2 separate regions of the Mus musculus genome follow, and region 2 is linked to region 1. Evidence: chromatin loops called from intact Hi-C (ENCODE). Cell type or tissue: left cerebral cortex. All regions are shown on one strand. Links, peaks and the distances in the headings refer to the core of each region. The heading gives the core; the rest is flanking DNA.

Region 1 (2,910 bases), core at 326-2,825:
GGAGGTTCACCAGGCAGTTTCTAAGTGAGAGGAGGGCAGAGCACAGCTTCCTGGTACTGAGATGGGAGTGTAGTGACGCTTAAGGGAGGGAATGGTGTAGCAACTCACAGCACATAGCGCTTGCCAACAGCGGATGCTCTTGTGCTTGCTTCCAGGCTACCGGCCTCCACTTCAGACACACGGATAATGTGATTCAGTGGCTGAATGCCATGGATGAGATTGGGTTGCCTAAGGTAAGCTGCGGTACCCACCCGTGCCGCTGCCAATTGGCATAATAGCTCTCATTCAACCTGCAAAATCATTCTGCAAAGCAGTCGGTGATCTGTCTGTCCTTCCTTCTGTTCTTCCTTCCCTCCCTTTATGCCTCTCTTTGTTGTTTTTGGGATAGTAGCTCAAGCTGTACTCTAGGCTGGTTGGAACTCACAATGCTTCTGCCTCAGCTTCCAGAGACTAGGTTTATAGGTATGCAACACCGTGCTACCTAATTTTGGCCTGCTCCTTCTTAATGATAAGGGTTCTTTTCAGTTTGACTCAGGAAAAGAATATATATATGTATATATGTGTATGTGATATATATATGTATATATATATATATGTTCTAGGTTTTTGGAACTGAGAAAGAACAAGGGTACAGGTGAGCTGTGGAGTGCCGCACAGTGAGTGACCAGCCTCTGGTGCTTAGCAGAGTGAGTGCTCAGGTCTTGGTTACACGTGGGTCTGCTGAGCTGACTCAGATGCTGAGCTGACTCAGACGTGGATTTCCATCTGTGTGAGAGGCCAGCTTTCATCCCCACTTCCTCAGAGCAAGCTGCTGGGCTGCTCTTCTCTACCAAGGGTGCTTTTGAGATTTCTGTCCCACAAATGTCAGGAAATGCATTGCACCAAGTTGCTATGGTTACCTGGCTTTTCTGTGTACCTATACCTCCTGTTCCTGTTTTCTGTAATGTAAAATGCACACTAGTGTAAACTACTACACTGTGAACCTGTGACTTCCTGCCTTTCATACAGTGTTGTCATCTATGAGTGATGACAATTTAGTGTCCTTTGGATGGTATTTAGAGTGTGTTTATGTTTGCAGTTGCTAAGGTTTTTTGTTGTTTTGTTTTGTTTTATGGTGTCACTAGAGAAGGGCCCAGGCCTTAATGGTAGCTAGGCAAGTGCTCTACCCTTGAGCTGTGTCCTCAGCCTGCACTGGTTGATGTTTTCAGACAGTCTCACTGGGTTTCCCAGGCTGCCCTTCAGCTCACTATGCATCCAGGCAAGCCTTGAGCTTAGTCTCTAAAGTTTGGAGATAACCTAGACCCTTCATCCAGTCCCTCCCCAAACTTTCTCCATTTATCTGAAATGCCTCTTTTATCCATCCACCATCACAACAACTTTGTAGCCTGCTTCTCCAGCTTCCTTCTCTAGTGAGTCAGCATAGCCTGGCTCCCGCCTCCTGTGCGCTCTAAGCTCTGCTTTTATCCTTCTCTCCAAAGCCAGGCTCCATCCTTGTCCCACTGGTGTGGCTTTGGACATGATAGCAATCGTCTGATTTCACCCTACTTAACTACCTGGTTTCTGTTACTCTCTGCCTTGCAGAGAGCTTTAGGCTCTCTCCTCACTCTCCTGCAAATGTTGATGTTACTGCTGTGTTCAGGAAGATCTTTTCCTGAGGTCTGGTCTGTCTTAGTAAAGGTCTTTCTTTATTCCTTTCCTGATTCTTCTAACCAATCCATTCAGTCTACTTCTTTGATTTCTTCCTAGATTTTTTACCCAGAAACCACAGATATCTATGACCGGAAGAACATGCCAAGATGCATCTACTGTATCCACGCCCTCAGGTAACCAGGGCTTCTTAGCAAAATAAGTCACCTAAGGATAACTGCGCAGTCCAGCGTGTATTTTTTGTCTGTGCTGCAAGAATGAAAGGGGTTTTATATCAACTCGAGGATTTTCAAACAGAATAGAAGGCTATTATCCTTACCGAAACACCTGTGTTTTTCTAGGGAGCAGAGAGAAGGGATTTGTTTATCCCCGTAATATATTATTGTTGCAGAAACACGGTATTAGCTTTCATTTTTTTTATCTGGCACCTCTCTGAACTCTGCATCTTAATCAGGGTGTGATGTCCTTTATCCATTCAGCCAGCTGGGACCTTCCATTGTTATTTGTTCATTCAACAAGTAATTTTTATACCAACACAAATATGATAGGAAGTAAAGCATAATTTCATGGAAAATGACTTAATTGCAAGTTCCCACTTCTTAGAACCAGCAGGGTACTGAATTAGCAAGAGACAGGGCTGTGTCTGAAGAGAGGGTAGGGGAGAGGAAGATAAACACTTGGGTAGTTGGGAATGGTGGTATAATGTGTTATCCGATTCCTTCATGGCTCTAGGACTGGGAAAGGTTGGGGAGGAAGTGGGACGTGAGGGTGAGATTTGTTTGCTTGGATTCCGCTTGCTATATATATATAGCCTCAGTGTTAATTTTACAAGTGAAAAGGATAGCAGGGACCTGTAAGAAGCCGCTTATCTCATACCTTCTTCCACCGAGCTGCCCCATCTCAGTGCTTTTATGAAACTTGGGTTGGAACCTAGGTATCACCAGCATCATTGTGAGCGTGCAGAAGAGTGACTGCAGGTGGCTAGTACATTTCTGTGTTAAGAGCGTAATGAATTCAAATGCTTGTGTCTGAGCCAAAGCCTGATTAATTCTCGGCATTGTGATTGGCTTGGTGTGCTGAGGTCTGTCTGGCGATAACCTTGTAAAGGCCATGCCTACAGTGGCTGTCTGAACTTGGCAAGCACGGGAGGCTAAGCTGGCAGAATTCCTCTCTGCTCCTTCTGTAGCCTCTGATGTAGCCTGCGTCCCAAGCCTTCAATTCTTTGAAATACAGAGATGAGGAGTTCCTGTGCCTTCCTAATGA
Region 2 (2,910 bases), core at 216-2,715, 50 kb after region 1:
AGTGCTGGGATGGCAGGTGTGCGCCACCACACCCTGCTCCTTTTCTCACTGACTTTTGACTGTTGCTTCAGGGCGGGGCCATCTGGTCTCACCATTTCAGGCTTTGGTGGCCTTCTCATGGGCCGTCTTGGAACAAATTGCAAGTGCTTCAGGGAGGGGTGACCATTTCTCTCTCCAGGTGTCAAAGCAGACACCACAGCAGGATGCTTTTGCCAATGGCGCTGCCGCTCCAGGCGAACTTAGGTCCAGAATCTACCCCTAGTGCCCCCTCCCCCATCTCAGAGTCTCATTACCTAAAAACTCAAAGCTCACACATACGGTGTTGTGTTTCAACAGATTTAAAAATGTTATCTTCGAAATTGGTCCAACAGAAGAAGTTGGAGACTTTGAAGTAAAAGCCAAGTTCATGGGAGTTCAGATGGAGACTTTCATGTTGCATTATCAGGTGGGTGTGCACAGGCTCAGGCGTGACGCTCTCCGATGAGGTGGGAGAAAAGATAAGGGAAAGCCTTTGGGGAGAGCTTTGTGTATTCAGAGAGCTCGGTGGGCGCCTAGTTGGGAGAAGCTAAGGGCTTGGGGAGTTGGGTGTGGTCTGTGTCCTCTGAGAGTCGTCCTGTGCGGATGCTTTAGAGTGCTCTGACACCTGAATCTTCACTCCAGCCCTGATGAGCTGGTGCCCTGGCCTTGAAGGAGGTACCTAACCACCAGTGTTAGCAGTAAGAGATTCTTTGCTGCTCTGTACTTGAAATCTCTCTTTGTTTTCATTTTTATTTGATATGGATACCTTTTGTTAGGGATATTACTAAAATTTGTGAACACATTGCCTCGTTGTAACTCTGAATCACATTTTAAATTCAAAATTAACTCTGTAGCCGTTTTATAACGTAGCTGCCCCTAATTTATTTTTAAGTTTCTTTTTTTTTTCTTTCTGGTGCTTACATTTGACCCTCAGCATTGTGCTTGCAGGCTGTTTCCCACTGAGTTCAATTTCCAACCCCAAATACCTGATTTTGGGGAGTGGGAGGAATCTTATGTAGCCCAAACTATCCTCAAATCCACTATGTAGTTGAGTCTGGCCTTGAACACTTGACTCTCCTGTTTCTCCCAAATGCTGGGATTATAGATATGTGCCACCATGCCGAGCTGCCTAAATATCTATTTTTGCACATTAAAAAATGTACCAAATAAGGATGGTGACACGCACCAGTAATCCAGCTCTCAGGAGACAGAGGCAAGAAGATTCAGAGTTTGAGGCCAGCCTGGACTTCATTGTAATTCCTGGCCAGCCTGTATAGTGAAAGCAATCTTCAAAATCCAAAGCCAGAAATAATCAGACAATTGAAAGGATTCATGAGCGGTGTCCAGACCCAACTATGTGTGTACCACATAGTAGACCTCTTACGGTTTTTGTTGGTTGGTTTCTTTTTCTTTTCTTTTTTTTTTTTTTAAAGATTTATGTATTTATGTATGTAGCTGTCTTCAGACACACACCAGAAGAGGGCATCAGATCCTATTACAGAAGGTTGTGAGCCACCATGTGGTTGCTGGGAATTGAACTCAGAACCTCTAGAAGAGCAGTCAGTGCTCCTAACCAGTGAGTGACCTCTTCAGCCTGGTTGGCTCATTTCTTTTGCAGTGCTGAGAATCAAACTTTGAGCCTCACACATGCTCTACTGCCAAACTGCTCTTCCATGTCTTGCCACACCCTGCCTTGCTTGCCACTGCCGTGGTCTAGCAAACCAGGCTGGTGCCTCTCTGTGAGCAAGCGTTCCGCCTTCTGCACAGGATGCTCTCCCCTCCTGGAATCAGCCTCCCTCCCTCTGCTCCCTACCTGCCTCCTGCCTCCATCAAACAGTGAGCACTGGCCCGCGCTGCCCCCCTACAGCCGCAGTGATGGCCCTTCCCCTTGACTCAGCAGCCCTGAGACATCCTCTGTTGACAGTGCGAGCTGACTCATTTCCCTGCCACCCCCAAAACTGGGAACTCCTAAGACAGTATGTCTTAGTCATCTGTACCTCCCTGTTGGTAACCAGTAGTCTCTCAGCGCATATTAATTCAGTAACTGTGAAAGGATTTCTTCACACACTGTAACTAAGCATACTGCATACAGTCCCTATTCCATTGGTTTCACTGCCAGTGCAGGCCAACCAGTCTGCTAAGGAGACTGTACACTGCTGCTCGGATTCAGGAACTGGTCTGCCTCATAGGTGCCTGGGGTTAGGGTTAGGCTAGGCAGAGAGGACACACCATGGTCCCCATCCTTGGGACACTGCGGTCCCTTCATGCCCTTCCTCACCACCACTCACCAGTTTAGTGGTAGTGACGACAGTGCTGTCGTAAGCCGCCAGGACTGCAGAGAACATTAGAAAACAGCCGATCATACCGATCACCCCAGAGCCAGCTCTTTCCTGATGGCCTTGCCACCCAACACTTTGAGCCTCAGCAGCTCATCTCTAAAGTTCAGATAATTATGCTTCATAAGGTTTTTGTAATGCCTTGAAAAAATAGTGTGTAAGGTGCCTAACCGAGGCCACACACAGGCTCGGTGCTGGATGGTTGCTCCTCCTGTTGTACTTGCATTTACGTTAGACAACCTTTCTCATGCGGAGTTGAAGTTGGAGTCATATTCAGTTTACAAGAGACCCTGGGCTCAGTCTCCTAAAAACAAAGGACTCCAGTAGACTGCAGAGCTGGAGATGTAGTTCTGTTGGTAGAATGCTTGTTTGGCAGGCACAAACCCCTGGGTTTGATCTCAGCACTGTAGAAACTGAGCCAGGCAGCACATACCTGTCATCCCACCATGGGGTCAGGAGTATTCGGTCAGCCTGTGCAAAAGTGCCAGGGGTGGAGGCGGGGCGGGGGCAGAGCAACTGGTAGGTACTGAGACATTACAGGTCATTCTCATTTTCA

What was found. A loop is a pair of places that touch in the nucleus more often than their neighbours do. Peaks named below come from ENCODE experiments on the same cell type or tissue, not always from the same donor. Only the 100,000 strongest peaks of a DNase experiment are listed, where the experiment ranks them.
Region 2: a loop joins it to region 1, with 4 times the contacts of the local background. A loop is called at or near these places in 2 of 42 quality-filtered maps.

Annotation. Positions count from the first base shown.
Region 1 is chr7:80,764,208-80,767,117 of GRCm38, reverse strand. It overlaps Iqgap1 (IQ motif containing GTPase activating protein 1), which reads left to right. Exons shown (of 38, transcript NM_016721.2): 4 at 156-233; 5 at 1,747-1,823. Among named protein-coding and RNA genes, the nearest start is that of Iqgap1, 38 kb to the left of the region's middle. In left cerebral cortex, for the core only: no CTCF peak of the experiment used is centred there; DNase peaks (open chromatin) are centred at 766 and 1,434; H3K27ac peaks cover 1,555 bases.
Region 2 is chr7:80,714,546-80,717,455 of GRCm38, reverse strand. It overlaps Iqgap1 (IQ motif containing GTPase activating protein 1), which reads left to right. Exons shown (of 38, transcript NM_016721.2): 37 at 337-445. Among named protein-coding and RNA genes, the nearest start is that of Crtc3, 27 kb to the right of the region's middle. In left cerebral cortex, for the core only: a CTCF peak has its summit at 1,505 (motif pointing right); a DNase peak (open chromatin) is centred at 1,973.